Linked DNA regions of Homo sapiens: region 2 is linked to region 1. Evidence: read pairs that join two places in POLR2A ChIA-PET (ENCODE). Cell type or tissue: Panc1. All regions are shown on one strand.

Region 1 (4,000 bases):
ATGCCAAGCATGTGTATTTTTGACTCTTTGATTCACTGCCATATTTTAGCACCTAAAACAGAGCCTGGCACACAGTAGCCACTTAAATATTTGGATGAACAAAATTAATGAGCCAGCAATGACAATAATTGGAAATGGACTGGAATAAATTATCTAGCTGAAAAACATATATTGTGAGAGTGGATGAAAAAGCAAAACTTTGTACTAGAGTAAAATATAAAATCAGGCCGAGTGTGGTGGCTCATGCCTGTAATCCCAGCACTTTGGGAGGCTGAGGCAGGTGGATCACTTGAGGTCAGGAGTTTGAGGCCAGCCTGGCCAACATGGTGAAACCCCGTCTCTACTTAAAAAATACAAAAATTAGCTGGGCATGGTGGCACATGCCTGTAATCCCAGCTACTCAGGAGGCTGAAACAGGAGAATCGCTTGAACCTGGGAGGTAGAGGTTGCAGTGAGCCAAGATTGCACCACTGCACTCCAGCCTGGGTGACAGAGTGAAACTGTCTCAAAAAAACTATATATATATATATATATATATATATATATATATATATATATATATACACGCAAATATACAATCATAGGAAGTAGAGAAGCAAAAGAATAGGAAAAGACATACCAAAAAAAAAAAAAAAAAAAGCCAACCCAAAGGAACTAGGTTCAGCTTTAATAAACGTGGATAAGATGGGCTTTAAAGTAAAAACGTTGTGAGGAAACAAGGGAGTTACCATATAATCTTAAAAGGTTCAATACATTGGAATACTGAAACAATTATGAACTTGTATGATCTAATAACATAAGTTCAGAATATATAAAGCTGGGTTTCCTGGGTTTTCTTTTTGCCTCACATATCCCAAATTGGAGAGGCAGCAACCCCAAAACATGAAGGGATGCAGACAAATAAGCCCCAAGAAAAGCTGGCTCTTTCTAGCCAAAGGACCAGGAAGAAGCAGCTGAGAAAGACAAACTTTCAGATGATAACTGCTCTACTCCAGCCAAACACTACAGAAAAAACTGTGACCTTAGCCTTACCTTTCCAGGGAAGGCTGAGTGGAAAACTTTGACTTCCACCTTTTCCAGACTACAAAGAGATGCCTCAACTTTTCAGCTGTGGTGACGTCAGAGAAGGCCGAGGAGCTGGACTTTGATTCTCACTGGGTGATAATGAATACCTTCATACTCTGTAATATCAGTAGACCATGCGGTCTGATGTCCGCATGTAGAGGGGCCTGATCGTCCACCTCTACACTGCAGCAATGAGGGGCTGACTGAGGTGGTAGCAGAGGAGCCCTAGAATTGCATCAGGGCTTTCACTACTGTCCAGTAGTAATGAGGATAACCTCCACTTCCATGTCAACAGTAGAGGCCATATGGGGAGCAGCAACAGGGCACCCCTGTCCCTCTAAGCCTAGTGGGGAGCCTGAGCTCTCACTTTCACTCAACAGTAATCAGAAAGCCCTCCCCACCAGATGTCAACAGAAGCTGAATGGGGAACCTGAACTTCCACTTCCTCCTGGCAGGAATGAGATGGCGCCTCTCTTTTCCCACTAGAGCAGTGTCAGAGAAGGCCTGCTATAACACAGGGTTTCAATAAGATCCAGAGTTTTATAACATAACACCCAAATGTTCAGATTTCAATAGAAAATCATTTGTCATACCAAGAACTAGGAAAATCTCAAGTTGAATGAGAAAAGACAATCAATAGACATCAACACTGAGATGACACAGATGTTAGGATGTTAGAATTATCTGACAAAGGTTTTAAAGCAGCTATCATAAAAATGCTTCAAAGAGCCATTGTAAACACGCTTGAAATAAATGAAAAGGTAGAAAAGCTCGGCAAAGAATAGAAGACACAAAGAACCAAATGGAAATTTTAGAACTTAAAATACAATAACTAAAATTAAAACTTAATGGATAGGCTCAACAACAGAATGAAGACAACACAGGAATTAATCAACAAACTTGAAAATAGAACAATATAATTACTCAATCTGAACAATAGACAAAAAATAGACTGGAAAAAAACTGAACAGAACTTCAGGGACCTGTGGTTAATAATAAAATGACCTCAGGTTTGTTATATAGATAAACTCATGTCAAGGAAAAAAGTAATAATAAAACAATCTAACATTCAGCCACTGGAGTCACAGAAGTAGAGGAGAAAGAGGATGGGGCTGAAAAAGCACTCAAAGAAATAATGGAAAAATTTCCCAAATTTGGCGAAAGACATGAACATACAGATTTAAGAGCTGAGTCACTCCAAACAAGGTAAGCCCAAATAAATTTATTCCAAGACAAATTATAGTCAAACTTCTGAAAAATAAAGCCAAATAAAATCTTGAAAGTAGTAAGGGAGAAATAACATCTTACTTATGGAGAAAACAATTTGATAGACTGAAGATTTGTCATCAGAAACCGTGGAAGACAGAAGAATGTGGCATAACATTTTTCAAATAATGAAAGAAAAGAATCATTAACCTAGAATTCTACCCTCAGCAAAATTATATTTCAGGAATGCAGATACACTCAGATGAGAGAAAATTAGATTTTGTCACCATAAACCTACCCTATCATTTCCTTTAAGCAGAGAGGAAATGATAAAAGAAGAAAATTTGAAACATTAGGAATGGAAGAAAGACAATAGAAAGAGCAAAATTATGATAAACACAATAAACTTTCTTCTCCTAAGCTGTCTAAATTATGTTTGATGGTTGAAGCAAAAATCGTAACACCGTCTGATGTGATTTTGAATGTATGTAGATAAAATATTTAAGACAATTATAAATGGGGAAAAAACAATGTAAAGAGAGACAAGTTTTCCATACTTCACTCAAACTGTTAAGATGATAATACCAGTAGATTATGTTCAGTTATGTATATATAATGTAATACCTAGAGAAACCACTAAAAAAAGTATACAAAGAGATACACTAAAAAACACTATAGATGATTAAAATATTATAAAAAATAGTTCCAGTAACCCACAAGAAGGTAGGAAAAAGAAAACAGAGAAACAAAGCAAAATGGCAGGTCTAAGCTCTAACATACAAATGATTACCTTAAATGTAAATGGTCTATATAAACTAATTAGAAGATGGAAATTGGTAAAGTGGATAAATATTACCACACTAACTATATGCTGTCTACGAGAAACTCACTTCAAACATAATGATATAAGTAAGTTTAACACAAAAGGATGGAAAAAGATATACCATGTCAACATTAATTGAAAAACAGCAGGAGTGGCTGTATTAATATCAGATAACATAGACTTTAGAGCAAATAAATTACCAGGGATAGAGAGAGCCATTACATATGATAAGAGTCAATTCACCAAGAAAATACAGAAATCTTAAATGTGTATGCACCAAACAATGGGGCTACAAAATATATGAAGTAAAAACCGATAAAACTGAGAAGAGAAATAAACACATTTACAATTATAGTTGAAGGCTTTAATACTCTTTCAACAATTGATAGAACAATTAGACAGAAACCAGCAAAGTTACAGAACTCAACAAACACTGTCAACCAACAGTATCTACTCAACATTTTGTATCAGCTCATCCAACCCAAGTAGAACACACATTCTTTTTCAAAAACCTGTGGGACATAAACCAAAATTGACCACATCCTTGGTCATATAACAAATCTCAAAAAATTTAAAAGAATTGACATTGTAGAGGGTGATCTCTGACCCCAATGGAATTAAAATAAAAATCAGTGACAGGAAAATTTCCAAATACTTAAAAACTAAACAGCACACTTCTAAATAATACATAGGTCAAAAAAGAAGTCTCAAGGAAAATAAAAATACAACATATCCAAATTTATGGAACACAGCAAGTTCTGAGAAGGAAATCTAAATCACTAAACAGTTACATTAGAAAAAAGAAAAAGCTTCAAATTGATACTCTAAGCTCCCACCTTAAGTAATTAGAAAAAGAAGAGTAAAAGAAACCAAAAGCAGCCAGAAGGAAGAAAATAATGAAGATAA
Region 2 (4,000 bases), 290 kb after region 1:
CACTGCACTCAAAAATGGGCAACAAGAGAAAACTCCATCTCAAAAAAAAAAAAAAAAGAGAACAGGCACAGGTAGAGATGATTAAATAGCAGTGAGCGCTCGGAATCTTGAGGAAGAGAGAAGGAAGGTGGGTAGGGCGTGTACCCATCTTAGATTCTTTGGCTGGGACCCTATTCATTAGACTAACAAAAGACAGATTGGCAAGAGAAAAATAAACAGAAGTTGATTATGACACTTGTACATGGGAGTACTCAGAGGTAAGTGACTCAAGAGGGTGGTTAGAACTGGGGTTTATGTAGCAACTTAACAAAAGAAGAATACATTTTAGTGAAGTGAAAAGACGAAGGGAAAGCACTAGGGCAGCAAATCGTGAGAGGGTCAATATATGGGGGATGAATGGAAGATGGGAGCTAGGAGTGGAGTCGGTTAAGTCTACTCCTCTGGGCCCCAGGAAGTTTAGGGTCTGGAGGTGTCTCTGGGATCAACTTTTGTCCTTCCTGGTGGTTTTTTTTGCGGGGTGGGCACATTTATAAATTTATGTCTTGCTTTTTGGCAGCTACGGGAAGGGCAGAGAGCTTTTCTTCTTCTTTTTTTTTTTTTTTTTTTTGAGACGGAATCTTGCTCTTGTTGCCCAGGCTGGAGTGCAATGGTGCAATCTCAGCTCACTGCAACCTCCACCTCTCGGGTTCAAGCAGTTCGCCTGCCTCAGCCTCCCGAGTAGCTGGGATTACAGACCTGTGCCACCACGCCCGGCACATATTTGTATTTTTAGTAGAGATGGGTTTTCACCATGTTGGCCAGGCGGGTCTCTAACTCCTGACTTCCTGATCCACCCGCCTCGGCCTCCCAAAGTGCTGGGATTACAGGCGTGAGCCACCACACCTGGCCTGTGCCTGTTCTTATACTGTCCCTGGCCAAGCCTCTCATACATCATGAGCCACTGCGCCTGGCCTGCTTTTCTTTCTTTTTCTTTCTTTCTTTCTTTTTTTTTTTTTTTTTGAGATGAGTTTTGCTCTTGTTGCCCACGCTGGAGTGCAATGGTGCTATCTCGGCTCACTGCAACCTTCTCCTCCAGGGTTCAAGCGATTCTCCTACCTCAGCCTCTCGAGTAGCTGGGATTACAGGCACGTGCCACCACGCCCGGCTAATTTTGTATTTTTAGTAGAGACGGGATTACTCCATGTTGGTCAGGCTGGTCTCAAACTCCTGACCTCAGGTGATCCACCCGCCTTGGTCTCCCAAAGTGCTGGGATTACAGGTGGGAGCCACCGACCCTGGCAGAGAGAGCTTTTCTTCTATCTGCTTCTTCTCAGTTGCTTTCAGCTCAACAGGATCCTCATTGCAAAGTGGCATGTTTTGGGCTATTGTATCTGTCAACCTTCAGAGGAATCTGAGAGGCGGGGCCCAGAACAGGTGGGTGGGATTCGGGAGGGAAAGTGGATTTGCTCAGGTACAGGGGTAGGGAGCGCTGTCCCGTCTTCAAGATGTCATCCCCTGCCTTGCTGGAATCTTCCCCACACTGTTCCTGACTCAGGGGCCCAGTCCAGTCTTTTTTTTTTTTTTCTTTGGGACAGAGTCTTGCTCTGTCACTTAGCCTGGAGTGCAGTGTCATGATCTCCACTTACTGCAACCTCTGCCTCCAAGGTTCAGGCAATTCTCATGCCTCAGCCTCCCAAGCAGCTGGGACTACAGGTGTGCACCACCACGCCCAGCTAATTGTTGTATTTTTAAGTAGAGATGGAGTTTCGCCATGTTGGCCAGGCTGGTCTCGAACTTCTGACCTTAGATGATCTGCCTGCCTTGGCCTCCCAAAGTGCTGGGATTATAGGCATGGGCCACTGCACCTGGCCCTGGCTCCCATTTCTGAGCTACATTGAGCTACTGAACTTCTGTGCCTTATTTTCCCCTTCTGTAAAATGGGAATAACAAATTCTTGACCTCAGTCTTCTTCTAAGTATTAAATAATTTTTTTTTTTATTTTTAAATTTTTGCCAGGTGCAGTGGCTCACGCCTGTAATCCTAACACTTTGGGAGGCAGAGGCAGGTGGATCACCTGAAGACGCAAGATCGAGATCAGCCTGGCCAACATGGTGAAATCCCGTCTCTACTAAAAATACAAAAATTAGCTGGGTGTGGTGGTGCACACCTGTAATCCCAGCTACTTGGGAGGCTGAGGCAGGATAATTGCTTGAACCCGGGAGGTGGAGGTTGCACTGAGCTGAGATCCCGCCACTGCACTCCAGCCTGGGCAATAGAGTGAGACTCCATCTCAAATAATAATAATAATAATAATAGTAAATAATAATAATAATTTTTCAAGAATAGAGACGGGGTTTCTTCATGTTGCCCAGGCTAGTCTCGAACTCCTGAGCTCAAGCAATCCACCCGCCTCAGCCTCCCAAACTGATGAGACTACAGGCATCAGCCACCATGCCTGGCTTTAAGTATTAAGTAATATCTGTAATGCACTTCTCAGGCAGCCTGCCTGGCACACAAGAACCCATTCATGTGTCCCTTTGTAAATTCCATAACCAGCTCCTCCAACCTGTGAGAAAACTTGCCAACCGTACTCTCAAAGCAGATATGTTGGGTTTTCCTGGCATCTTGTGAGCACACTTTATTGTAAAAAAACAAAAACAGAATGCCTCTGCTATGTTACATACTGATATGACATTTCTTCTTCTTCTTTTTTTTTTTTTTTGAGACAGAGGGACTCACACTCTGTTGCCCAGGCTGGAGTGCAGTGGTACAATCTCCGCTCACTACAATCTCTGCCTCCTAGGTTCAAGTGATTCTCCTGCCTCAGCCTCTCGAGTAGCTGGTATTACAGGCGTGCATCACCACGCCCGGCTAATTTTTTGTATTTTTAGTAGAGACAGGGTCTCACCAGGTTGTCCATCCTGGTCTCGAACTCCTGACTTCAGGTGATCCACCCGCCTCAGCCTCCCAAGGGCTGGGATTACAGGCATGAGCCACCATGCCCGGCCTTGTTTCTTCATTCTTTTAAATGTTGAGGCATGATTTACTCATAAAATGCGTGCACACATTTTAAGTGTACAGTTCATGATTCATTTTTTTTTTTTTTTGACACAGGGTCTCTCTCTGCTGCCCAGGCTGGAGTGCAGTGGCGTGATCTCCGCTCACCACAGCCTTCACCTCCCAGGTTCAAGCGATTCTTCTGCCTCAGCCTCCCCAGTAGCTGGAACTACAGGCATGCCCCCACCATGCTCAGCTAATTTCTGTATTTTTAATAGAGATGGGGTTTCACCATGTTGGCCACTCTGGTCTCGAACTCCTGACCGCAAATGACCTGCCCGCCTCAGCCTCCCACAGTGCTGGGATCTCAGGCATAAGCCACCACGCTCTGCCATGACTCTTGAGAAATATGAGCATTCATCTAACTGTCATATGTGGAGCATGTCCAGGACCCAAGGGTGTTTCCTCCAGCTCCTTTGCTATCTCTCTTCTCCCACCCTCTTCCCCTGGGCAACCTCTGTTCTGATTTCTATCACTATGGCTCAGTTTTGCCTGTCCTAAAACTTTATTTATTTATTTATTTATTTTGAGGCAGAGTCTCACTCTGTCACCTAGGCTGGAGTGCAGTGGCACTATCTCAGCTCACTGCAACCTCCGCCTCCCAGGTTCAAGCAATTCTCCTGCCTCAGCCTCCTGAGCAGCTGGGATTACAGGTACGCGTCACAATGCCTAGCTATTTTTTGTATCTTTTGGTAGAGACCGGGTTTCACCATGTTGGCCATGCTGGTCTCTAACTCCTGAGCTCAAGTGACCCACCCACCTTGGCCTCTCAAAATGCTGGGATTACAGGCATGAGCCACTGTGCCTGCCCTTATTTATTTTTTTGAGATAGGATCTCACTGTCTCACTATCTGCCCAGGCTGGAGTGCAGTGGCATGACCTCGACTTACTGCAACCTCTGCCTCCCGGGTTCAAGCCGTTCTCATGCCTCAGCCTCCAGGATAGTTGGGATTACAGGCATGTG

What was found. Peaks named below come from ENCODE experiments on the same cell type or tissue, not always from the same donor. Only the 100,000 strongest peaks of a DNase experiment are listed, where the experiment ranks them.
Region 2: POLR2A ChIA-PET joins it to region 1 with 16 read pairs; 2 of 35 experiments call an interaction of 5 or more read pairs at or near these places.

Annotation. Positions count from the first base shown.
Region 1 is chr1:17,175,392-17,179,391 of GRCh38, forward strand. No RefSeq gene overlaps it. Among named protein-coding and RNA genes, the nearest start is that of LINC02783, 12 kb to the right of the region's middle. In Panc1, no CTCF peak of the experiment used is centred here; no DNase peak of the experiment used is centred here; H3K27ac peaks cover 3,372 bases.
Region 2 is chr1:17,465,144-17,469,143 of GRCh38, forward strand. No RefSeq gene overlaps it. Among named protein-coding and RNA genes, the nearest start is that of RCC2, 27 kb to the left of the region's middle. RefSeq lists enhancers at 2,810-3,465, 3,466-4,000. In Panc1, no CTCF peak of the experiment used is centred here; no DNase peak of the experiment used is centred here.